Linked DNA regions of Mus musculus: all the other regions are linked to region 2. A link is a loop called in an ENCODE intact Hi-C map of the cell type or tissue named here. Cell type or tissue: heart. All regions are shown on one strand.

The links. A loop is a pair of places that touch in the nucleus more often than their neighbours do. Peaks named below come from ENCODE experiments on the same cell type or tissue, not always from the same donor. Only the 100,000 strongest peaks of a DNase experiment are listed, where the experiment ranks them.
Region 1: it touches region 2 in a loop (3-fold over the local background); 4 of 42 quality-filtered maps call a loop at or near these places.
Region 3: a loop joins it to region 2, with 2.2 times the contacts of the local background. A loop is called at or near these places in 3 of 42 quality-filtered maps.

Annotation. Positions count from the first base shown.
Region 1 is chr9:68,300,130-68,308,129 of GRCm38, forward strand. No RefSeq gene overlaps it. Among named protein-coding and RNA genes, the nearest start is that of Gm22382, 24 kb to the left of the region's middle. In heart, no CTCF peak of the experiment used is centred here; a DNase peak (open chromatin) is centred at 2,302; H3K27ac peaks cover 3,344 bases.
Region 2 is chr9:68,353,154-68,361,153 of GRCm38, forward strand. No RefSeq gene overlaps it. Among named protein-coding and RNA genes, the nearest start is that of Gm22382, 77 kb to the left of the region's middle. In heart, no CTCF peak of the experiment used is centred here; DNase peaks (open chromatin) are centred at 3,158 and 4,298.
Region 3 is chr9:68,712,644-68,720,643 of GRCm38, forward strand. The region is part of intron 1 of Rora (RAR-related orphan receptor alpha); the gene reads left to right. Among named protein-coding and RNA genes, the nearest start is that of 9530091C08Rik, 49 kb to the right of the region's middle. In heart, a CTCF peak has its summit at 4,533 (motif pointing left); no DNase peak of the experiment used is centred here.

The sequences.
Region 1 (8,000 bases), 53 kb before region 2:
CTGGGCTGGTGGTTCTGGCTTCTAATAAGATAGCAGGCTAAGCAAGCTATGGAGAGCAAGCCAGTAAGCAGCACTCCTCCATGACCTCTATCTTAGCTCTTGTCCCTATGTTCCAGCCTTGTTTAAGTTCCTGTTGGTGATGACTTCTTTCAGTGAAGACTACAATACTGAAGTGTAAGTCAAGTAAACTCTTTCCTCTCCACATTGCTTTGGTCATGTTGTCATCGCAGTGGCCCTAACTAATACAGTCATTTTCTCCATACTTCTCCTAATTCCTGCTCTAACACTAGGGAAGAATTTACTCCTCCTGAAAACTCCCAAAGCCTTACCACTCTAGATCTAAATGTTTTAGATGTGAATATGCCTATCTCATTTCTCCTTGAATAATTTAATCTTGGAAGTATTTCCTAGGAATTATTTGGCATCACTTAGTGTGAGCAAGTAGAATAATTCCAATGTGGCAGACTCATGGTTCTGTCTTTAGAGTTACTTGATCCATTAATTATCCCTCTTTCCCTATCAAGTGTGTACTAACATTAGAATCAACATCCCAGGCAGATGAGGAAACTGAGTCACAGAGGATGAAAGCTGTGAGGACAGGTAACATATGGTTGTATGAAGAATGATCATTCATCTGATACATTCCTGCTGTGTGTGTGTGTGTGTGTGTGTGTGTGTGTGTGTGTGTGTGTGTGTGTTGTACATGCAACAACTAGTAGCTTTCTGATGTCCCTCAAGTCTGGCAACCTGAAATCTGTGAGACTGGCAATTGTCATTCTCCTTGAATCTGAAAAGTCTGCTAGAGCAGTAGAGATGCATAGATAGGCTCTTGCATGTCTTGTAGACAGGCTCATGTATGCCTGTTTGCACGTGTGGAGGCAAGAGCAAGATCCAGTGCCTTCCTCTACCTCTACTGCGCTTCACCTTATGTCCTGATGCAAAGTCTCTTGCTGAACCTTGAGCTCACTATCTTTTGATGGTCAGCGTGCCCCAGTGACCTTTCTGTTTCTGGCCACTTCTAGTCCTGGGATTTTAGATTCATGCAGCCATGCCACGCCAAAGTGATCTTTGCTCATGACAGGGATCTGAAGTCAACTTCTTATACTTATGAACCAAGCACTTTACAAAGCCACGGAGTCATCTTCTCAGCCCCTGAGCCACCTTCTTAACAGCTGCCTGTTACATCCATGAGTGGTTTACTGGGACCCTAAGAGTAGCATAGAACCCCGAGGGGACACATATATATTAGCAGGATGCTACCCATGGCAGGGTAACAGTGTAAGCGGTGACTGCATAACAGGTTAATAGGGTGATGGGTTCATCAGATGTGATCACAGGGAACCCACTGCAACTTTTTTATGCTCAGACATGTATCTTCCTTTGTCCAGGAGAAACCACCCAGCTTACAGGACCCTCCCACATGGTTTGCTGTGGCCAAGGTAAGATAAACAGAACACGAGTGTGAGTGGAGGTGGAGGCACCATATATGTTTGGGGCTTGTGACTGCTTCCCCCCCCCCCTCGATGCTTTGATATAGCTTTTTAAGTTAAACTACACTATTTATTTTGTGTGCATGTGTGTGGGCACAGGCATGCTACAGTGGGCATGTGGAGCTCAGAGGACAACTTACAGATGAGTGCCCCTGCATGCTGAACCAATGCTGCACTTTTAATTAAACATGACTTTGGGTACCACTGTGCCCCTGAACCCCATGCATTTCTATGTTTAAGCACCACATATTGGAAACATTTGCTGCTGTTGTTCTTTCAAAAACTCACTGTGTAAACTCATTATATGTGGTACTGTATCAGGGGCATTTTCATGCATGCATCTCTTATATGCTGGGCATATTCTTCCCACAATGCCTGCCCTGTCTTTCTTTTTCTCTCCTTTCTTTTCTCTCCTTTCCATTTGCCTTCTTTGTTCCCTACACGGTTTAACTTCCACAGTTTTTATGAATCTATTCAAAGCCTAGGAATCACACATGAGAAGAAACATACTATAATTGTCTTTCTGAAACTGGCTGACTTCTCTTCATGTGATCATCTCCAGTTGGAATCAAGTTTCCTTCAGATGACATGATCTCACTCCTCCTTACAGCTGACAAAACATCCCTTGTGTCTGCTAGAAGAGCTCAGTGGGATTTCTTATGTATCCAAGAAAATAAAGTCTTCTTTGGGTTACGTGAAGGCTACAGGGTGCAAGGTGACATCAGGGTGAGGCCTTTGTCCTGTTCTGGCTTCCTTCTTCCGGCTTGTCTTCTGGGAGAGCTTGAGAGTCTTGCCTGGTGACTGTTATCGAGGGAAAGCAGGGCTTCTGGGACTTCTCAGCTCAGACTAGCCGAAGCAGGGCCTCCCGCCCAGCCCAAACTGGAAATGCTAAAAATAGCCAACAGCAGGATTTCATGGTCAGCTGCTTCCCTTTAAGGGAAAGATCATTTAAATTTTATATTTAAAAAGAAACTGTCATTGTGGCCACTCATGCCATAAATAAAATCCAATCAGTAATTCCCACATCCATTAAACATACATGTCTTGGGGACCAGATATTCTTAAAGCACAGGGCTAGGCCAGCCCCTTCAGGCTGGTAGGCTCTTTTGCAGCTGACTAGAATAACATTGAAAACAGGTCCTAGACAGGGGCTAGGGCTGTAGATTAGCAAGAGAGTGCTTGCCTAACATGTATGAAGCTCTATCTTTGACCCGAAGCGTTGCAAATTAATTAATTAATTAGTCACTTGATAGGCTGATAAAATGAATACTTAGGATAAAATAAGCTCCTCATCTAAGTGAGTTTAGATAAAAATATTCCTGATAAGCAATCACTAAAATCACAAATCTTTTTTTTCTTCCCTTTTTTTTTTTCAAAAAAAAAAAATGAGGTTGGGTCTCATGTGGTCTAGTTTAGCCTGGATCTCAATGTGTAGTGTACAATGAACTTGAACTTCTGATTCTCCTGCCTCTATCTCCAGAACGTTGGGATTAGAGGCCTAAGCCACTGTGCTTACTCATTTATGTTGTGCTGAGACCCAGGGCTTCATGCATGCTAGGTAAGCACTCTAATAATTAAGCATCCTCCTGCTGCCTCTTCGGCATTCTACACCTGGTGACTTGGAGCAGGTCCCTTCATGGTTTGTCTTCTAGCTTTGCCAGGATCTTCTCTTCTGGATAAACTGTGGTCTCTTCCTTATGCAGAGTTTACTCTACAGGAGCCTCAGCAGGGACACCGAGTTGTTCAAATTGAAACACGGCCTAGATTCCTCTTTGCTTTGTCTTTTATATCAACACCAATACCCAGAGCCTGTGTTTTCTGTCAGCTCTGTTGCAGGTCTGGGAGATGCTGACAGTTCAAGGTGTGGCTATAGGTAAGCAAAGGAGAGTTGGCTGGCCAGTGTTTTCCAGCAGTGTCCAAGAAAAGTGCCTCATTGGCCACCCATCCTAGACTCCCTGCTCTACCCTATTGCTTCCCATCAAGAGAATGCACAGGTATGAAGACGAATCACTTCATTTGGAAGCCTTCCTTCTGCTTCCAGGTTTCTGGGCAGTACTTAATCCTTTCAAGCCCATGTTTGTACCTTTGGAATGGAACACATATGGAATAAGATGGTATTGAAGTTCAATTTGGAGCTGGGGAGAATATAGTGTGTCCTCTGAATAGATGGTAGTGTTCGGGACTTGTTACTGTAGCACAGCCTTTAAGATCTAGAGGAGAACAGGACATGAGTGACTGGCCCCGAGGATGGGGCAGGTAGGACAGAGGCTAGATGCTGTCACAGTCACCACATTCTTTTCCTTTACCTCTGGTGAAGCCCATTCCAAAGGCACTAAAATGTCTTTATCCTTCCCCATTGTACTGATTGTTCTTAATACCCACACATTAACCTCTGTCTGCTCATACCTAACCTGGGTAGTGACCCCTTTACTCTGTCATGATGAACGTGTCCATATACAATCCTAGTGGAAAGTTGTGTCCTTACCACTCCTGGACTGTGGTTACTTCCAGGGAGCTTCTTGCTAGGTTGTCTCCAAACCTGAGGCCCACACTGAGTCACCAGGGTCAGCTCCAGGCTCTTCATCACTTTCAGTCTTGTTACCTTGACACAAACACCTGCAGTTGTTCTAGTTTGCTTTCTGTTGCTAAAAACACTGATAGCAAAAGCAACCTGTAGGGGAAAGAGTTTATTTCAGCTTACAGTTATTGCCTATCATGAAGAGAAGTCTGTGCAGAAACTCAAGGCAGGAATCTGGAGGCAGGTACAGAAACAGAAGCCATAGAGGAGTGCTGCTTACTGGCTTGCTCTCCATGACTTGCTTAGCCTGCACTCTTATACAACTCAGGGCCACTTGCCCAGGGGTAGCACAACTCACAGTGGCTGGGCCCACCTATATAAATCATTAATCAAGAAACTGCTTCTGGCATGCACACAAGCCTATTGATGATCAGTTCCTCAGTCAACATTTCCTCTTCCCAGGTGACTCCGGTTTGTATTAAGCTGACAAAAAACTAGCCAGCACACAGGTAGATGCCACCTCCCACCTCTTTCAGACTAGCTCTTACCACCAAAAGACTGAGCTCTAAGAAAATGACCTGTCTTTGCATTGCTGATGTACAAATTACTGGAATCTTGTGAGATATCCAATTCTGCAAGGAGAAGTCCAGAAGAAATCCTCCATCAACTCATTTGGATGACTTTCTGAGAACTTTGAAAGAGCAACCTGTAGCTGATGTCTGGTTTCTATGTGGTCATCAAAGTCCACATATATTAGAGAACACTGGGGTTGGGCTTCCTTTACTCAAATGGCATTGCATTTGAAGAATTTTACCCCTTTACCTTAAATTATTCTAGATGATGTTGCCACCTTAAATTATTCTATATGATGTTACCTCTAGAAAGGAAAAGCGTAGATTTCCTTGGACATCAAGTTGAGTTTTGAACTTAATGTAGTCTTTTTCTGTGTCAAGATTAGTTAGTCAACTAAGAGAATTCTGCATTGGAGTAGGGACCAGTCCCTCAGCTTTACCCCACTGCTATAAAAGATAAATGTACATATACAAGAAGATAAAATTCTGGAAAAGGAAAAACTATGACTAGGAGTAAATTTCCAATTTCCCCAGCCGCCAACTTAGAGATGAACCATGCTGTAGCAAGCCAAATGCTATCGCATCCAGAAGAGCAAGATAACTTAGAGAGCAAATTGCTTGTTCTGGTTTGGTTTCTGTTGCTGTGATAAAGCAGTCAGAGGAAAGGCAATTTGGTGGAGGAAAGGATTTATTTCAGCTTCCAGCTTCTGTCATTATGGATAAGTCAGGGCAGGCAAGAACTTGAAACAGAAACCATGGAAGAACATTGGTTACTGGCTAGCTCAGGTTCATGCATACATAGGTTTCTCATATAGCCCAGAAGTGCCTACCCAGGGATTGTACTGGACCCTTCTGTTAACAGTCAAGACAAGCCAACACAGACATTGCTACAGCACAATGTGATCCAGGCAATCCCTCAGTGGAGGAATTCTTCAGCATGTGGATGACTCTAGGCTACACCAACTTGACACACAAGGGTAGCCAGGATACTGTTCTTCCTCTCTCTTCCATCATTGATTGCAGACTAGTCATTGAGCTTACTTGATCATAAGTCTTCCATGTTTGGAAATGCATGGCAAACAGGTTCATAGTGTAGCTGCTTCCTGCTAGGATATCCTAAACTATAGAAATGTGTTCTTCATGGTTCCAGAGGCTGAAAGTTTCAGATCAAAATCCCAACAGATGTGGTATATAGTAAGGGTGGGTTCCATTTATTTTGTGCACACAAGCTTCTTTGGGTTCTTTTATTAGGGCAGAGAGGCCGTCAGAAAGGCTCTGATCTCATGACCTCTTGATCCCATCCCATCTGGGATTAAACTTTAACATGCAAATCTTAGGAAATACAAGAGGGCAGATTATGGCACCGGCATTCTGTAAGTATTCTATGTAGCTGACACAATCAACACCATAGCATCCTATGAGAAAGTTGGGACTTAATTTCTGCTTCTCCTCCCTCCACCACTGCACAGACTGGTTCTGCTGCTATGATGCCTTTACAGCAAATCCTCTCCTTCCTTTGTCCACTACCTTGGCTTTTAGTTGAGATTCAGGCACTGCCTTTGCTAACAAAGTAATCTTTCTGAAGTAACAATGTGGTTATTTTTGCCTCAGTGCTCCCATTACTTACTGTGATGTCTGACCTCCCTGATATGGTACACATGTTCTTTTGGATATGGTCTCTGACCGCTCCTCTCTTACTCCTCTACCACTACCTTGCATCTGTTGGTACCCCAATAAGTAATCTCTGTGGTCCCTGAAATGCATTATGCTGTCACCATTATTCTGTCCACTTGCTCTCTTTTCTGCCTGGGATACCCCTTTGCCATTCTTTCCCTGGGAATAGTGGTCATCCTTTAAATGGTGGGCTTGGCAGCAATCTCAAAGACAGGAGGACAGTTGACCATCACAAAGAGTCTACTTGCTGTGTCACTTGTTGTGATGTAATAACTAGGGGTTATTTACCTTCCCTTGACTTTCTCATCAAAGTGCTCTGGCACCATGTCTAAGACATGACGGCTGTTCAGCTAAGCCAAATTCTTATGGAAAAAGTTGCGTACCACTTTATAATTTATACATACTTACACAGACACACAATATGTTATACTATATATAATACACATATAATAGCACATGATAGATACCATAGTGCACATATAATATACATTTATATCATATATACACATTTAACAACATATACAATGATTCATGATCTATATAATATAGCAAATATATAAGAAATACAATATAATATATACCATGTGTAACGCATAAAATCATATACATATATAATAAAATGCACATATAATGTACATATATACACAATATTTATGCATGCATATACATATGTGTGTGTGTATAGTGTAGTAGATGTAAGTTTTTGTGTGGGAGTGTACAACTGTAAGCACAGGTATGTGTGCACATGTGCATGGAGGTCAAAGTTCAACATTGACTGTCTTCCTAGATCACTCTCTACTTTGCTTTACTGAGACAAGGTGTCTCACTGATCCCGGAGCTGATATAGATAGACTGGCTGCCCACTGAGCTCCAGGGATTTCTGTCTCCACCTCTCCCCCAGTGCTAGGATTATAGGTGTGCTCAGCCACATCTGGCTTTTACTTGCCTTGCGTGCTAGATATACAGAATCAGGTCTTCATTCCCACTTGGCAGGCACTTTACTGCCTAAGCCATCTCCACCCCCAATGCAGAGCCATATTATAGGGCTCCTCGGAGATAAAGAAGTAATTCACTTATTTTATTCAAGGTTGTCAAATCTGTCATATATTTAAAAAAAATCTGAGTCATTATTTTGCCTGGAGAGGAATAAAGTCAATTGGAAACCAGAACCATGGAGAAAAGCATTTCACATCAGGTAGAAATTAAAACACTCAGGTAAACAGTAAGACAGGCACAGTGGGGGTTTTAGTGTGTGTCCTCAGGACGGATTTGCCACTAATACTTATAATTGATACTTTCCTGGGAGCTGGGAGGTGCTACTGTGTGGCTGATTTGTTTCCGTTCCTTTTAACTTGTCAGCTGGTTTTATCTTTGCATAGATTTCCTCCCCTCTTCCCATTTCAGCTCAGTGGTTCTCGGTGTGCCAAGGAAGTAAAGCAGTTGGGGGTCCATTGGGATTTCACAGCCATTTGATTCAAAATTTATCCTAGAGAAACCCCCTTAATCCACGGCACTCAAAACCTCACAGATAACCAAAGGAGATGAAGGAAGGCCCCTCTGGGAAACCAGAGTTCAGCCTGTACTGTTTCCCTCCTAGGAGGAAGGGGAATGCTCCCGGGGCATTTCTAGCAGTGGCAGACTGTGTCAGAGGTGACCTCCCTGGGAGTCCCACTGAGAGCTGGCTCAGCACAAGGGTCTTTGAAAGCTCTTGGTTCCTAGAGCTGCACATGCCACAGTCAGAGGGCC
Region 2 (8,000 bases):
AGTTTTGCCTCAAGCCTGGCTTCCTTTAAGTTTCTATGAATTGTTTGGAGATGTGGATGAATCAACTTAGTTTAGGCTAATCTACCCCCAGGTAGAAACTTTTAGGGAACACACATGCGTACAGAGTACTTTAATTCAGAAAATAAAGGTAAGGGGCTTACTTAAGGGTGGGAAAGGTACTCAGTCATTAAGAGCACTTACTGCTCTTACAGAGAGTGAGAGTTTAGTCCCAGCATCCACACACTGACACACAAGTACCTGAAACTCCAGCTCATGGGAATCAGAGGTACATATAATGCCTATAAATGCATGTCGGTTTATAAGCACTTACACAATAAAGCAAATATAATTTTTGTTTTTTAAAAAAGATGAGCTGAGAAGATGACTTGACAGTTAAGCACACATACTGCTTCTTCGGAAGAGTGGCATTCACTTTTCAGCACCCACACTGGGGAGCCCACAACTGCCTCTAACTTCAGCTGCAGGGTATCTGACTCCCTCCCCTTGCTTCCTCGGGCAAGGAATTGTACTTGTGTACACATATCTCCCCTGGGTCCCCACATGTATACGTACACATAATTAAACATGAAAAGGAATATGATAGTGCAGGGTATGTTCCACTGGAGAAGTCACTCCTGGGATTGAGTTATCCCTTAACACAGCTTTCAAACTGAGCTGAGGAAGTCCAAGGTTCTCCAGACTTTGGGTGTGTATCTGATCTCTTCTGTAATACGACCTGCTTTTAAAATATTTCTCCCACTCAGGTTTCCCCTAGTTATTCTTTGAGCATAAATCTCATCCTCAGATAACTTAGGCATAAAGGAATCTGATGGAGGAGTAGAACAGACTCACCAAGTGTCTCCTCCTCATTACAAGTGAATAAGTAAACAGAGAACCATAAATAATCCTATCTATGAAAAGAATAGGGTGGGGTTTCTTTCCTAGATGACCCAAATAATTATTGAGGCATTAGGGGAGTCTTGATATTTGAGACATACAAAACTCAGTACAAATGTCTGGGTATGATGTCATTATTTCCTACCATATAAAACCTCTTCAAGTTTTATCCCAAGGAAGTGGGATCAGGAGTGAATTCGTCCTGTTGAGATAGTGTGGTCACGATTTTGCCTTAAGATTTAATTAGGGTCTTGATATAATTTTTGCCTTAAAAGTACTAGTAGTACATGCTCCCCTACAGTTTATGATGATCTGAGGAAAATGACCCTCAATGGCTAACACTGATGTTCTAGAACAGCTTTTGACCTGATTAGCACAGCACATAGTTTGATAGGTTTTTTTCTATCAAACATTAAAAATCAAATGCCTGATCTGTTGTCTCATTGGACTCCCACACATAGATTGCTCAGTCAGTGTCTCTCAGATGGTAAGACGTGATAGATCCTGATTCCCCCTTTGGCATCAGGGGCTCATTGTAGACAGTGTGTTACGGAGGGTGGAGGAGGAAGCTGGATTGCTTCCCAGTGCAGCAGGTGCTGATGAGATGCTAAATATATATGAATCACGTCTGAAGTTGAGAACTACTTTGGCAGTGGTTATGCCCCTAAATCTCTCTACAAAAATAAAGGACACCCCTCCTGACACTGTGGGTGCTCCTGACAGGTGCCCTCAGCTGTCAGCCTTCTTAGGGTTGACTGAGCTTCTCAAGACTGTGCCTCTTTGCACAGGAACCCTTCAGCGAATGATTGGTTGAGCCAATGATTTGAAATGCTACGGCCCCCTCCTGAACTCAAGATAATACTAGAAGGGCAGCCTAGCACCCAAGCTCTTCTGAGGTTTTGGAGGACTTTTCCTAGGACTCCATCACAGCTCAGCCATCTCCCTCTTTGCAGTTCTGGTTCTTTTTTCTCCTGTAGCTGTCAGTGCCAAGAATTATCTATGACCGAAACCTGTATGCTAGGGTCATGAAGATGGCTTAGTAAGAGAAGTGTTTGCTGTGTAAGCACAAGGACATAAATTCAATTCTCAGAACCCACAGGGGTTGGAATGAAGAGATAGATAGCTCAGTGGCTAAGAGCCCTTGATGCTCTTTCCTGAGGTCCTGGGCTTGGTTTCCATTCTTAACTTCCTGTAGCTCCAGATTCAGGGGATCCAATGTCCTCTTCTAGCCTCTATGGATACATACATATACACAGACTAATTAATGCTGTCTTCTGGTTTCCACATGTGTGTGCAAACAAGTACATGAATATTCTTATGTGTTAGTGAATTTTATGTCAACTTAACACAAGCTATGGCTATCAGAGAGGACAGAGTCTCAATTGAGAAAATGCTTCCACAAGACTGGGCTCTATGTAAGCATATAGGGTATTTTCTTAATTAGTGATTGCTGTGGGAAGGTCTAGCCTATTGTGGGTAACATCAGTTCCTGTCTCCAAGGTTCCTGCTTTGTTTGAAGAAATACAGTTGCTGTCCTGTATTCCTCCAATAATGAACAGTGATATGGAATTATAAACAGAGAAACTCCTTCATCCTCAACTTGCTTTGTTTGGGACATGGTGTTTCATCACAGATATTGTAACCCTAACTAAGACACGTTACATACATGAAAATACAAAACCTGCAATGCTAACCTCCATCTCAGAGCCAGCAAGCCTGGGGAACCAACACTTTGGTGCAAGTAGGTCGTCTTGACTTTATGTTATTGTATTGATTATAGTTCTACTCAACTTTTGACCCTTCCCCCACAAAAGAAGGATGAAGTCAAAATCAACATCTTAGTGTCTTCAGATGCCACTCTGAGAACATGGCATTTGACCCATACTTATGTGGCTTTTTCTATCATACGAATGATAAAGATTTTCCCTAAAGGTTCCCAGTCCCTCTTCAATGGGATTCTGAAGTCTTAGGAACCTCATTTGTTTGACACCCCCATGTCCCGGTCTTCTGAAGGACAGCTCCACAGGAAATTCACTGCCCTGAGCCATCTTGACATACTGACTCACTCCAGAGAGCCTGGGGCTTCATTCCTTCCCCAAACTGACTCCTCCACGGCCGTGACAGGAATGTGACAATTATTAATAAGTTCAAAATGGTCCACTTGTATTTCTTCTTGGCTCCTAGAGAAATGTGTCTCTGGGAATGGTTCCAAGGTGTTGTTAGTTCTGTCCTCTGGCGGATCCACAGGTCCAGCCAAAGAGCGTATGTGCTCCAGACCTGAATGTTCTAACAGCCACAGCTCTGTTCTGGACATGGAGGACAAGCTGAGTCCTTCAGCCTCCACTGAGGTCACAGGGCTCAAAGTTGTGTGGCCAGTTTTGCCAGAGACTGTGTTCACTGTTATGGTATCTGTATATAAACTCTTGCACTGAAGTCTTTCCCAGCCTCCATGTCAAGCTGCCACCGGAAGTCAGCTGGACAAGGTACTAGGTCTTGATGGCAGGTTTCTCCTAATTCGAGTTTATCTTTTTGGTAAAGAACAGTAAGATGGTCAGCTGTGTCAAATGTTCACATCTTAGATCTTCTGGAAATGCTCTTGATGTGGTGTCTTCCAGGGCTTAACCATCATCTGGGCTAGAACATTCTCAGCCAGAGAACACCCTATCACAGTTCCTTTACTTTTGCTGTGATAAAATAGACTGACAGTCAAATTATAGAACAATGGGCTTATTTCAGCTTCTAGTTAAAGGGTATAGTCTATTGTGGTGAAGAAGTTACAGCTACAGACACTTTTTTTCAGACAACTGCGTCCAGGAAATGGAGCATGAACAGGAAGTAGAGCTGTACTATAGAAACTCAAGGCCTGTCCCCAATCACCCACTTCCTCCATCTCCTAAAGGTTCCACACCATTCCCAAACATGTAACCAGCTGAGAAGCAAGTATTCAAAACCACCTTTAGAGGACATTTCTCACCTAAATCATAACAATTCTGCCCTCTATTACCACCCAATACCATCTCTTTACCTCATGTTCGTCTGCAAAAGAATTTTGAATGAATTATTTCCCAGCGTCATCTAATCCATTTGAGGTTAAAATGTTAGTAATGACATTTCTGTCACGACAGCAGGACACAACTTTGTATATACTATGACTTTTCATCTCTCCCACTATCACAGAAAAAGATACTGCCTCCAAAAGTCCAACACTGAAGCCGCCCCAAAGAGGCCAAGTAAGTGTAGAGGAGCCTAAATTGTTCTGGCCACATGATCAGCCAGCAGGCAGTCGCCACACTGGCAGTTGAGCCAGGACCCAGCTGCATTGCTCTGATATCTTTTGCCGCCTTTGTGTCGAGGGCAGGCCTTCCCAGTCAGGCATCCCCAGCCACTGACTGAGTGTGGCAGCAGTGCCAAGACAGGCCCATTCCCAGGAGACACAGGACTCCAGTGACAGCTGACTTGGCTAGAGAATTCTGTAGTGTCCTTGCCTAACCTTTTGTGTCCCGTATGGCAACCTGAGGGCTTCCATCTGACTCCTTCTCTCTCCCTTTTCTGCCCACAGAGATGCAGCTCCCAGGGCAGTGTGACTGCTGTCCAACCTCTTTCTTTGCCCCATTTTTGCCCTCATAGGAAGTTCCCTTGATAAATCCTAGAGCATCAAATCCCTTCTTGGCTTCTGCTTCACAGAATCCAGAATCATAGACTGTGCAAGGATGGGATTTTTATGAATTGGATGTGAAATGTCCCTAAAAGCTCATTTTTCAAATCATCTTAGCTGCCAGCATCTTCTGTTTGCTAATTCCTTCTATAACTGATTCCCATCTCAGATGAGTTAGAAATGGTGGTCTCATAGCCTGGGAGATGGCTCAGTCTATACAATGCTTGCCTTACAAGCATAAAGACCTGAGTTCAATTCCCAGCACCCATGTAAAAATTCGGGCATGTTAGAATGCTCTTATAATTCCAGTGTTGGGCAGACAGTGATAGGAAGATCCCTGGATCTTACTGGCCAGCCAGCCTAGCCTCATTAGTGGGTTGTAAGATAGAGGAAAAAAGGATGTCTTAAAATCAGGGTGGATGGTGCCTAAGGAAAAGTGTTCAAGTTTGACCTCTAACCTTCGAATGCAAGCACACACACAAACATTCACATGAACCTGCATAAACAATTACACCAATAAGAATCTCTAAGCACACACATGCATACACACACACACAAAACTATTTTTTTAAAAGGGGGCAAGTGCCAGATAATAGCACTAAAATGGTAAGTCTAATAGATTAAATATTAGTCAGAACATTTCTCTATCTTGTCAGTTTTCCTTCCTGCTCCATTAGATGGGAGCTAAGAAAAGAACAAACTAGTGCATGAGAAGAGCTTAGTACATGCCATGTGTTTGCTGCAAATAACTTTCACAAGAGCATCAACACACATAGACAGGAGAGGCATCTGAGGTATGGAAGGGGAATATCATTAATCCAAGATTACACTATGATCCAGAGATGAGCCAGTGCACAAAGCTAGGCTTTTAGGACCTCAAAATGCATACCCTGTGCACTTGAAAATTAAGCGAGGGTTGCTACATCCACCTTCTGACCAAGGCATGAGGAAGCAAGCCTCAGGGCCATTCCCATGTAACAATCAGCCAGGGGTGAGTCCTTTCTGCCCTTGTGAATAGCTCAGCACTGTGAAGATTGTTTCTAGGGTCTCTAAACCAGAGGAGTGACTTGGTCTACCTGTAGAAGGATTTCCAGAATAGTTATCAATGCCATTTATAGCAGGAGGGAGTGGCAGGGCAGGAGCTGGTTCACGTATCTATGAGGATGAGACCAAGAAACAGACAGTAAAGTCTTCCTCTGGAAATCATAGCTATGCACTTTCTAGTCACTGGAACATCCTTTCACAACCCCCAGGTCCTCCCCTTGTGTGATTTACTTGGTCCCAATGTCATCAACAGACAGATATGAATGTGACTGAATGGGTTTGGAGTTGGTAAACTATGGATAGCACTCCAGAGTGAAGCACAGTTTTCTAGAGAAACAGGCTATAAGAGATAAGGATGAAGCCGATGTGGTTGCCAATCATCTGAATCTAATCCAAATACTGAAGAGGCTGTAATACAACCTGCCATTGTATACAAAAGCTATTCAATATTGAAGGGATCAATCAGGATGTAGAGGTTCTTGAAAAGTTTCTACATATTCTGCTATCACAGAACATTATGCCCATGTCTTTCCCCTCTTTGTTTCTTCCAAGTCTCCACCCCTTATATGAAATCCATTTTGAAAGTGAGGCTTCATATGCTTTGAATGAGTATTCCCAATAAGAAACAAATTGAGACCCTAGTTTTATTTCTTCTGAGAATATTTATTTATAACTTATATAAATGAGTACTTACCATTTGATAATATTTCAAAGCATTTATGTATTTACATCATGCTTTTCTTTCTCTCCTCCTTGAAATGGGCTCATTCTCATATCCCAGCCTAGCCTCAAACTGGCTGTGTAGTCAAAGATGATCTTGAACATGTGACCTTCCTACCTCTTACTCCTGAGTACTGGCATTCCAGACTTGAACAACCATCCACTGTTCATGGAGTGCTGGGGAGTGAACCCAGGGCTTCAGGCACTTTGGGCAAACATCCCACCAACTAGCTATATTCCTATTCCTTGTACCAGGTTTTATATAGTAGGTGTGACTCTATGTTGATAGATTTTTAATCTGGTCTTATTAAAAAGCTTTGCCTAATCTCAAAGTAGCAGTGTCCCAGCATTTTCTCAATTTCATTTGTACATCGTATCATTAGTATGCTTTATCTTCAGTGAGACAATTGCTCACAGGTCTCTTGTTTTCCTGCCTATTTGGTGGTAAAAGGAGGAGGAGGAATAAAGGAGGAGGGGACGAAAAAAGAAAAAAGGTGGAGAGGGAAGGAAAGAAGGAAGGAAGGAGAGGAAGAGGAGGAAGGAGAAGGAGGAGGAAGAGGAGGAAGAGGAAGAGGAGGAAGGAGAAGGAGGAGGAAGAGGAGGAAGAGGAAGAGGAGGAAGGAGGAGGAGAAAAAGAGGAAGAAGAAGGAGGAGGAGAAGAGGAGGAGGAGGAAAAGGAAGAAAAGGAGGAAGAGGAGGAGGAGGAGGAGGAGGAGGAGGTGAATAATAAGAGCCTCTGACAGCTTCCATGTTTCCATTCTGGACTATATTTTACTTGAAACACAGGGTCTGGCTTCCTCTAGAACAGAGAACAGTGTATTTGCCATCCGATATGATAAGGATGATGTCATCCCCTAGAGCTCCAGTTGGCTGGGCTTTCTCATAGGACCATTATAAAAGATTTGGCTTTCACTCACTCAGGGTCTCTCAGCCACAACACAAGCACTGCAAGGCCAGGGTCTTCTTGTGTTCCCACAGTGATTCTGTGAACTTGGAGACAGCTAGCTGGACACACATGAGGTTTCATGCTACTTGCTGCCTGATGTTATACTTTTGTCTCTGACCCAGGGTTCTTTTGTCCTTTGCCAGTGTCCATGTGGTTTGTCAAGTTAGCATTGTCACAAGGAAGCAAAATGAGACCCCGCATGATTTTTGACAGTATCATTTACACATTTTTTGAAGTGGAATGTAACACTCTCCTAGACGTGTGGGTATTTAGTTTAGTTTGGTTTGAACAGTATGACCCCGTCCCATTCATCTAAAGTGTAAATACTCACTAATTTGTCTCAACAAACTGCCATAACCTGGGCAAAGACTTGCTGGGCATGTCTTTATTTTCAGGAGCAGAGTCTTTCTCAAAGATGACTTGCTTGGTCTTGGGTCCCTCAGATAACCTGATACACATCAAGGGATGCTATGACATAATCTTTAGTCCACATTCTTGGTATTTCTTTTTTTCATATAGGGTTTCATGTGAGACCTCAGGCTGATCTCTTTGAAATAATTATGCAGCCAAGGATGAGCTTGAACTTCCGGTCCTCCTTCTTCTACCTCTCTAATGCTGGAATTACAGGCATCCATCCCTATGCCTAATGTATGTAATGCTGAGGGTTGAGCCCGAGGCTTCCTGTGTGGACGAATTTTCTTCCAATGGAGCTGAATCCCCACCGCTGGTGAAGCTAAT
Region 3 (8,000 bases), 360 kb after region 2:
TTGCCCAGCCTTCTGTCTTCTAAAGGACTTATTTTTCTCAGCCACTTCTTATCCAAAGGTGCTATTCTGGGTTTTGTATTGTATTTCCTGGCTTGGCTGATTTGAAGAGGCAAGAGTAATAGAAACCTCTCCTCAAAAGATATAATCAGGGAACCCCACCCAGGTCCCTCCCTGGTGGGGCAGCAGAGGTGAGTGCCATGGGTCCTATGGAGAAGGTAGCACCATCCCCTCTTCTGTATAGGGCTAATCCAGTGGTGATAGCAGCTATAAGGATGGAGAGGTGAGTAGGGTAGATGTGGGTGGATGAGCATTTAAAGCCACACATGTGAACAACCCCTTCCCTTCCTTGGGTGACCCCAAACACTGATCCAGCAGTGGCAGCAGCAGCAGCAGCAGCAGCAGCAGCAGCATGTGGGTGCTTCTCTGAAATGCAAACACGCACGCTGCACTGCTTCAGTTTGATGGGGTAGGGGACGCTGTGACCTCTTCAAGCATTGCCTTGTCTCCTTGGGATTTCCCAGCCTGAGAACAGTACCTGGGTGGGAGTAGGACTTGGGGAAATGGGGTTGAGATGTTCCATTTCTACCTGGAAAGAGCCTACAGCTGAACGTGGGGATAGCCTGGGACAGTTTGGGTGTTCAAGATGAGTATCATGGGTCACTGTGTTCTGGTCCCTCAAAAGTTGGAGGTGGGGAGCTTTTGGGTTAATAAGAAAGACCTTGTATGGTCACCAGCAGAGAGACCTATGAACATAATTTGAACCAGCTCTTACAGTCTTTATCTGATTAGTACTGTCTAGCCAAGGAGCAATGCAAAGAGGAATAAAACTGGATGATCACTAGCGAGCACCCAATAAAGATTTATTGATATGCTCTGGTGAGATCAGAGCACTTGCTGCTCTGCACAGAACCTGAATTCAGTTCACAGAGGCCTCATTTGGTGTCTCACAATTGCCGTAATTCCACTTCCAGGGAATCTGAAACCTTCTGGCCTCTGTGGGCTTCCATACTTGAGGTACATACACAAACACATGAAATAAAATAATTTTTTTTTTGCAAAAATGTTTTTAAATGAAAGTTGAGGTAGATCTGGGCTCATAAGAGGACATCTCTGTTATTCTTGCAGCCTGAAGTATACCACTCTTTACCTCAATTAAAATTTGAATCAAATGACTGTGTTTTGTCTAAGGAAACAGCCTCCCTTCCTTCCTTCCAATAATGCTGATCCTATAATTTGGCTGTAGTAGTGGGTGATGTCTTTGGAGCCAGGGAGTGAAGCCTACTTGTATATTCTGTGGTAGGCAAAAATAATGCCACCAAAGATGTCACATTCCAACTCTCAGGACCTGATGATGTGACCTTGGAAAAGGCCTTTGCAAATTTGATCCAACAGGGACCTGGCCACGAGGTGGGGTCCTGGATTATCTGGGTGAGCCCAGTGTCACCAAAGAAGCTGGAGATTAAGGTGAGATGAGAGGATTTGAAGACAAAAGGAGAAGCTTCATACAAGTACACAAATGTACGCACACCCACTCACATGTAAGAACACGCACTTACATGCACACACACATGCACACACACACACATGCACACACATGCACACACATGCATGCACACACACATGCACACACGCATGCACACACAAGCATTAAAAGGTAGAAAAAGGAGAATAGTTTCTGTCAGAGAACAAGAGTAAGACGGGCACCCTCATGTTCAGTGTCACCAGGCCCAGCTTAGGCTCTGGCCATAGAATGTTGAAACAGCAGGTATTTTGCCCTTTGATTCACTGTACAGAGCTGTGTTCACCATGTCAAGTATACAAAGCCTTACTACTACACCCATTGGGCAGATGAGAGGAAGAGATCAGAAAGACAGAGGAAGTTCCGTTGCATCAGAGCGGCAGTCCCTGTGCAGTAGGGATTCATCCTCAAGTCCTATTTTAGAACCCACACTGAGAACTAAAACACTGCCTCTCCAGGAGTCGATGTCTCGAGTCTGTGGCCCAAGTCATATGGCTTCCTTTTGGCCCATCTCTTCAATTTTACCAGGCTGGAGGAGCCAGCAGGCAGGTTCATGTTGGGACACGGGCAGAGGAAGTCAGAAGTCGGTGATGAATCATGTGAATTTTTCCTTTTCTTTGTTAGGTACTATTGATGTATGCTGTTTTCTTCTTTCTGGGGCTTTTGGTAAAGAAGGAAGTTGCCAAGGGTGCTGCTGAAGGAGAACAGGAAGTGGTTCCAGCATCCACTGTACCATCAGTAGCTGATGGAGAGGCCAAAAGAGGGCATGCTTTTCTCATGAAGCGAGTAGGAGTTAAACCCACCTCCAATATTAACAGGGAAACAGGAAGGCTACAACGATCTTAAAGGGCTGAAAAATCCCCGAGGTGGCTCAGCTAGGCCATTCCTCTCTTCTGAGTAGAAAGGACAAGAAACTGGCCAAGGACTCGGAGGAAAATGTTTATCTTCGCTGGAGCAAATCTTCATCTCCATCAGAAATTAACAATGCAGAACCTGGAAACTGGGTAGCTGAGGCACAGAACACCATTTGAGGTGCTATCAGGGAGGACCACGGGCCTAGCAGCATCCACAGGACCCTGAAGAGACACACTCCTGATTGAATGGTTTTGACCATCAAAGTCAAGCAAGGGACAGAAAGAAGCCCAGACTTGCTTTGGAGCTGTGTAAAGGTAGTGGGAGTGAGACTCTGGAGATGCTGGTTAAAGACAAAGGAAGGCTGGGTTTAACTCCATTGGTGCCTGAGGCTGTAAGTGGCCACCTACTGTTCAGATGGGGGCATCTGGAAGATGATATCTAAGGCCATCTTAGTCCTTGGCTGGAAGGATTCAGTCATTTTACAGCTTCCTTTCTAGTGTGAGTGCCACATTAGAGCCATGGGTAGAGCCACTGGGTGGGTGGCAGAATGACTGTTGGGGTGAGAGGAGGGAAGGGGTTCAGGTAAGGGCAGCTGGGTGTGAAGCGTGCAGACCACATGCCCACCAGTACACAGGAAGCCTTGGGTCTCATCTCCAGTATCACGGCAATAACAGCAAGATAAGGAGATATGACAGAGAAATGGGTGCTTAGTGAAAAGTTCCTGCAAGAGGATTTGCCCAAGCTAGACACAATCTAATAAATTATCTCTTTGGCTGGTCAGGGAATGGGTGACAGATGCTATGTTCTTTTGTACATGGTAGCTCAGAGTCAATTGCCCAAACACAGCTGGTACCTTCCAGAATCAGCATTGAAACTCAGTGCTTTGATTTTGCGTCCAGATTCCCTCCCTCCCTCCCTGACTCCCTCCCTCCCCCTCCCTCCCACTGAGCTGTCTCTTGGGGGAGTTGTCATATGCACCCAGTAATAGTTAATGACATGGAAAGATGTCCAAGAGATACAGCTAGCTCAATAACGCAGGCTGTGAGATCGTTTATTTACTCCAGAAATGTGAAGTGGTATATCCCATTGGACTGCCAGGTAGCTACTTCCACGTGTTGAAGTTCCAGTTACTGTTAAGATCTTTTCAGTAGTCTGCACATCTCATACCAGAAATGGCATTCTGGGTTTTCATGGATGCTAATTGGATGCTAGGCTTTTCAGACTCCTTTGATGGAGTTTTGTCAGAACAGCCTCTGCCAACTCTTGTAGAGGTGGTAGGTGGGCATCAGGTGGGTATCCTGAAATGTCAGCAGAGTAACCGCCGTTAGGACTGGCTTTGCATGTAACTACAGGAGGGATGGATTATGAGGAAGCTGTAGAAAAAGAGAAAGGACTGTCAGGAGGGTGGAGTCTGTATAGTTAGGCTGCTGCCCCCTTGGAGGGCTCTGAGTGCCAGGTTAAAATTTTAGTGTTATATAATCAAGCCAGCCATCATTCCAGACCAAATGGGAGAGAATCTCGGGAGACTCCATCCCTCTCTGAGAGGTTTAGGTAGGTGGTGGATGCTGGGAAGGGACAGTCAGCTCCTCTCTGTACATATGGGCAACACTAACTGGACTCAGTAGGTTAGAAGGAGGAGAAGGAGGAGGAAGAGGAGGAGGAGGAGGAGGAGGAGGAGGAGGAGGAGGAGGAAAAGAAGAAGAAGAAGAAGAAGAGGAGGAGGAGGAGGAGGAGGAGGAGGAGGAGGAGGAGAGGAGGAGGAGAAGAAGGAGGAGGAGAAGAAGAACAACAACAAACAATAGCAAGACAAAGAAGATGAAAGAGAGAAAGAGTATGCAGCTTAGAATGGAGTGTGAGCAAGGAATTAGTTTGGAGATAAGTTGAAAGGAAGGAATGGTATGGATATATTCATATAAACAAGAAAAAGTTTTAAGAGTGGATAAATAAAATAAAGGTCCTGAGTCCCACCGACTGTGAAGCCCTAACTCAGTGGTGGTAGTGGAGGTGCTGTGTGGAAAAAATCTTCATAAATGTAGGAAGAAATTAAATGAAGAGTGTGTTTAAGATGTTGCTTTTTCAGCACAGGCTGCGGGAAGAAAACTCACTGACCCAAGCTTGATTGACCCTAGGTTGTGACGCGCTATCGCCACCTGGTGGTCACATGGCCAAATTGTAGGTCTAAACTTCAGATCCTAAGAGTTTAGGCAGAAAACTTCACCAGAGTCAAAAAATCCTAGTCAAGTTGTCTGCATCCCCTGAGAGTTTTAAAAGTCTATAAATATCTGCATAAGAACTGAATATTTCATATTTATCTGAATGTCTTAGTGATGTAGGCATTGCTGCTTTGAGGAACTCAAAATCATTCAAATATAGCAGATAGAAAAAAAAAATTATCTCCAGGAATACACAGATCTCTGAGTCCAGCTGGAAGTTGAGAAGACTCAACAGCTTTGAGCCTTGTAATGAAGGGATAAAAAGACTTTTTAAAAGCATCCCTGGCAGGTTGATGTCTAACAGACTTAACTGCTAAGAAGCAAGTGAGCAATGATTCTTCCAAAAGTTCTCTTTTCAGCTGATTCCGCAGCCTGACTCATTGGCGTTGCAAGGGCTGCTTCTGGAACAGAGCTGTGGCTGATCCTGTGACTTACTTTTGTCACTGTGTCCAATCGGACAGAATCAACAACTATGGCTTTTTTTTTTTTTTTTTTTTTTTTTTTTTTGTGGCTGTCTCTTGTAAATCCAGGAAGGGCTGACCTTAAGAGGAGAGGTGCACGCTGGCTTCAGAGCCATGTGTGCTGGTGAGGAGGCCCTGGGAACGAAGACAGACACATTCACACAGGCAGAACAACTGACATACACAGGAGTCTCGAGGTTAGACCCTTCCTCTGGCTTCACCTCTGAGCAGCTCTGTGACTTTGGGCATGGCGATCTCTCTGAGGTCATGCATTCCATTCCTGTACAGCTAGGTTTTAGATTTGTTCTCCTGTAACTATACCTTAGGGCCAAAAATCTGCACATGAGTGTAAGTGCGGGAGGAATCCAGACGTGTGTCAGAGTCCCTGGAGCTGGAGTTATAATCAGTGGTGAGCCATCCAACACTGGTGCTTGGAGCTGAACTAGGGTCTTCTGAAAGCACTTTTAGCCCATGAGCCATTTCTTCTGCCTCAGGGCATGCAGTTTTTTCTGGAAAGTACCAGGGATGCATAAAGTTGAGTTCTTATCTTCATTCCTCCTCTCCCTTCCTGGCATCCCCTTTTCTTCCTTTCCTTTCTCCTCTCTGCTCATCCTTGCCCCTGTCCCATCTCTCTCTGCCCATAATCTTGGTCTCTTCTTCAGCACTAGCACCAGCACCAGAAAGATAAACATAGTGAATTATCCTACTATTCCAAGGGACTTGCTGGTGCACATACATGTAATAGCTATTCAGTGGAAACTTCCATCTACCATGTCGAGAGCACTGTCGGGGAAGATTGTAGCCATTTGTCAGGGTTCCCAGAGGCCTCATAAGTAAACAGTTTTTCCAAAGAGCTCCCATTTTAAAAATAGGAAAAGCTTCTGACTTTGTTTGCTGTGTTTCTTCTCCCTGTACTGAGCATCCTCCCACTGGCCAGACTGCGCATTCTTACATCATTCCAGTCGGAGGCCTTCAAGGACTGAAGGCAGCTCAGTGTATAGAGAGAGTGGTTTCAGAGCACAGCCTCGGGCTGCGGGAAGGTTTTACTGCTTAGGTTCTGTAACCTTAGAGAAGTTACTTAATCTTTCTGGGATATATATATATATATATATACACACACACATATGTGTATATATATATATATATATACACACACATATATATATATATATTATCTGTGAGTTAATTAAAAAAACCTATAAACTACAGAGAATAATTGTGGGATTCAATGAGATCTCTTCAGATGCCTCATTAATCTTTATAACACATTAATGCAAATGTTACCTGTAACTTCAGTGTTGGTCCTGAACAGTGACAAAGAACGGGTTGCTTCCAGGTTTGACAGGATAATGCACCCTGACCTTCTGCTTGCTGAGATCTACTTCTCTCCATAGCCCTGTTTCCTTTCTGTTTAGAGAACCTCCAGGGTTCTCCAGGGTGGGGGGAGACTCCACATCTCTCACCTGTTTTGCCTATTAGAATTTGAATGGGTATTTATTTGAGGTAAAGTTTCAAACCACTCTCGTGGCATCAGTCTGCAGTAAAGGCCCAGGATGGAAGAAGGAGTTTAATAAAGGACCGGACTATATTAAAGCACAGCCGCTATAAAGCCATTGAAATACTCCTGAGACAGAGGGGAACCAAGGATTCACACAGCCACTTTTGAACCGTGAAGAAGATGGGACTGTCATTCTAGCAAGAAATCACCCCAACAGATGACAGTGAGAGCCGCATCCACAATCAGATTTCAATTGGTAGCATTTTCCTGGCTGAGAGTCGAGGAAGGCTGCCTTGTGCGGCTCAGTGCCTGGCATGGTACTGACACGGGAAGCTACTCCCTTGGCAGAAGCGGCAGGAAGGGGAGAGGAATAGGAACTATTATTCTGACAACGCATGAGTGTCACATTGCACATTGACAGCAGTTTATTTATTTATTTATTATTTATTTTTTGAGCTTGAGAAGAAGGAGTAGAGAGGACCCGGATTCTCAGAGGGTGTGGAGACATTTTGGGGTGTTGGGTAGGGGTGTTCAGTGTGGGATGACATAGGCAAGGTTCCACATCTGTCTTTACGAGGACCCTCTGCTCTTCATGGGCAGCCCAGTTTTCTTTGTTTGAGTTGACACATAATAGCAGTGGATGTTCTTGGGTGTTGTATTTTCCCGTGTGTGAGCAGTAAATAGCTAGGCTTGCTTTGGTGTTGATTGGCACGTGGGATTTGGGAAGAGGGGCTTCTTGGAAAGGGTTCTCTAGTTACTTAGCCCAGCTGTCAATTTCCATTCTATCTCCATATTGCTTCTAATTTTCTAAACATCATTCTTTATGCTTCTAGATTTCCTTAGCTTTTAATGGAGGGGCACTCTATTGCATCTACAGACCTACTACAGAAAGAATTGTTCCTCTAGCCTTTACTGATCTGGAATAAACAAGAACCATGACGTCTGAGTTGGAACAAGGAGGTGTAGCTCTCACTTCTCTGGAGGGGAAGGCTTGGTAGAGCCAATTCGTACAGACTCATGGGACTTACATAAGGACAATGGAAGCCTGTGGGGATTTAATAGCATTCTGCATGATAGCCTAGTTAGAACCCACTCCTCGCCTTTTCCCTGAGCAGGGCCTCCTTAAGTCAGGCATGCTCTTTAGTGTTGTGTAAATCTTGTCAAGACAGTGACAGCTGATTATTTAGGAAAACAGGAACTTGTCTTGCCCTTCAGTTCTGTGACCTCTCCACCCTCAACCTCCCAGTTGATCTGATGTGTAGCATGTTATCCCATCTGAGTGGTGCCCATATCCCATGATGCTGATCCCTAAGGGGTTGAGGATACAGGAAGAGAATGGATGTCAGTGGTGGCTCTGAAGGGCCTAGGAAACCTCATCATTGTGTCAGGGAAAGCAACAACTCACACATAGTTCAGATGGCTTTCTCCATATGTTTGTGATATGAGAAAGGTCA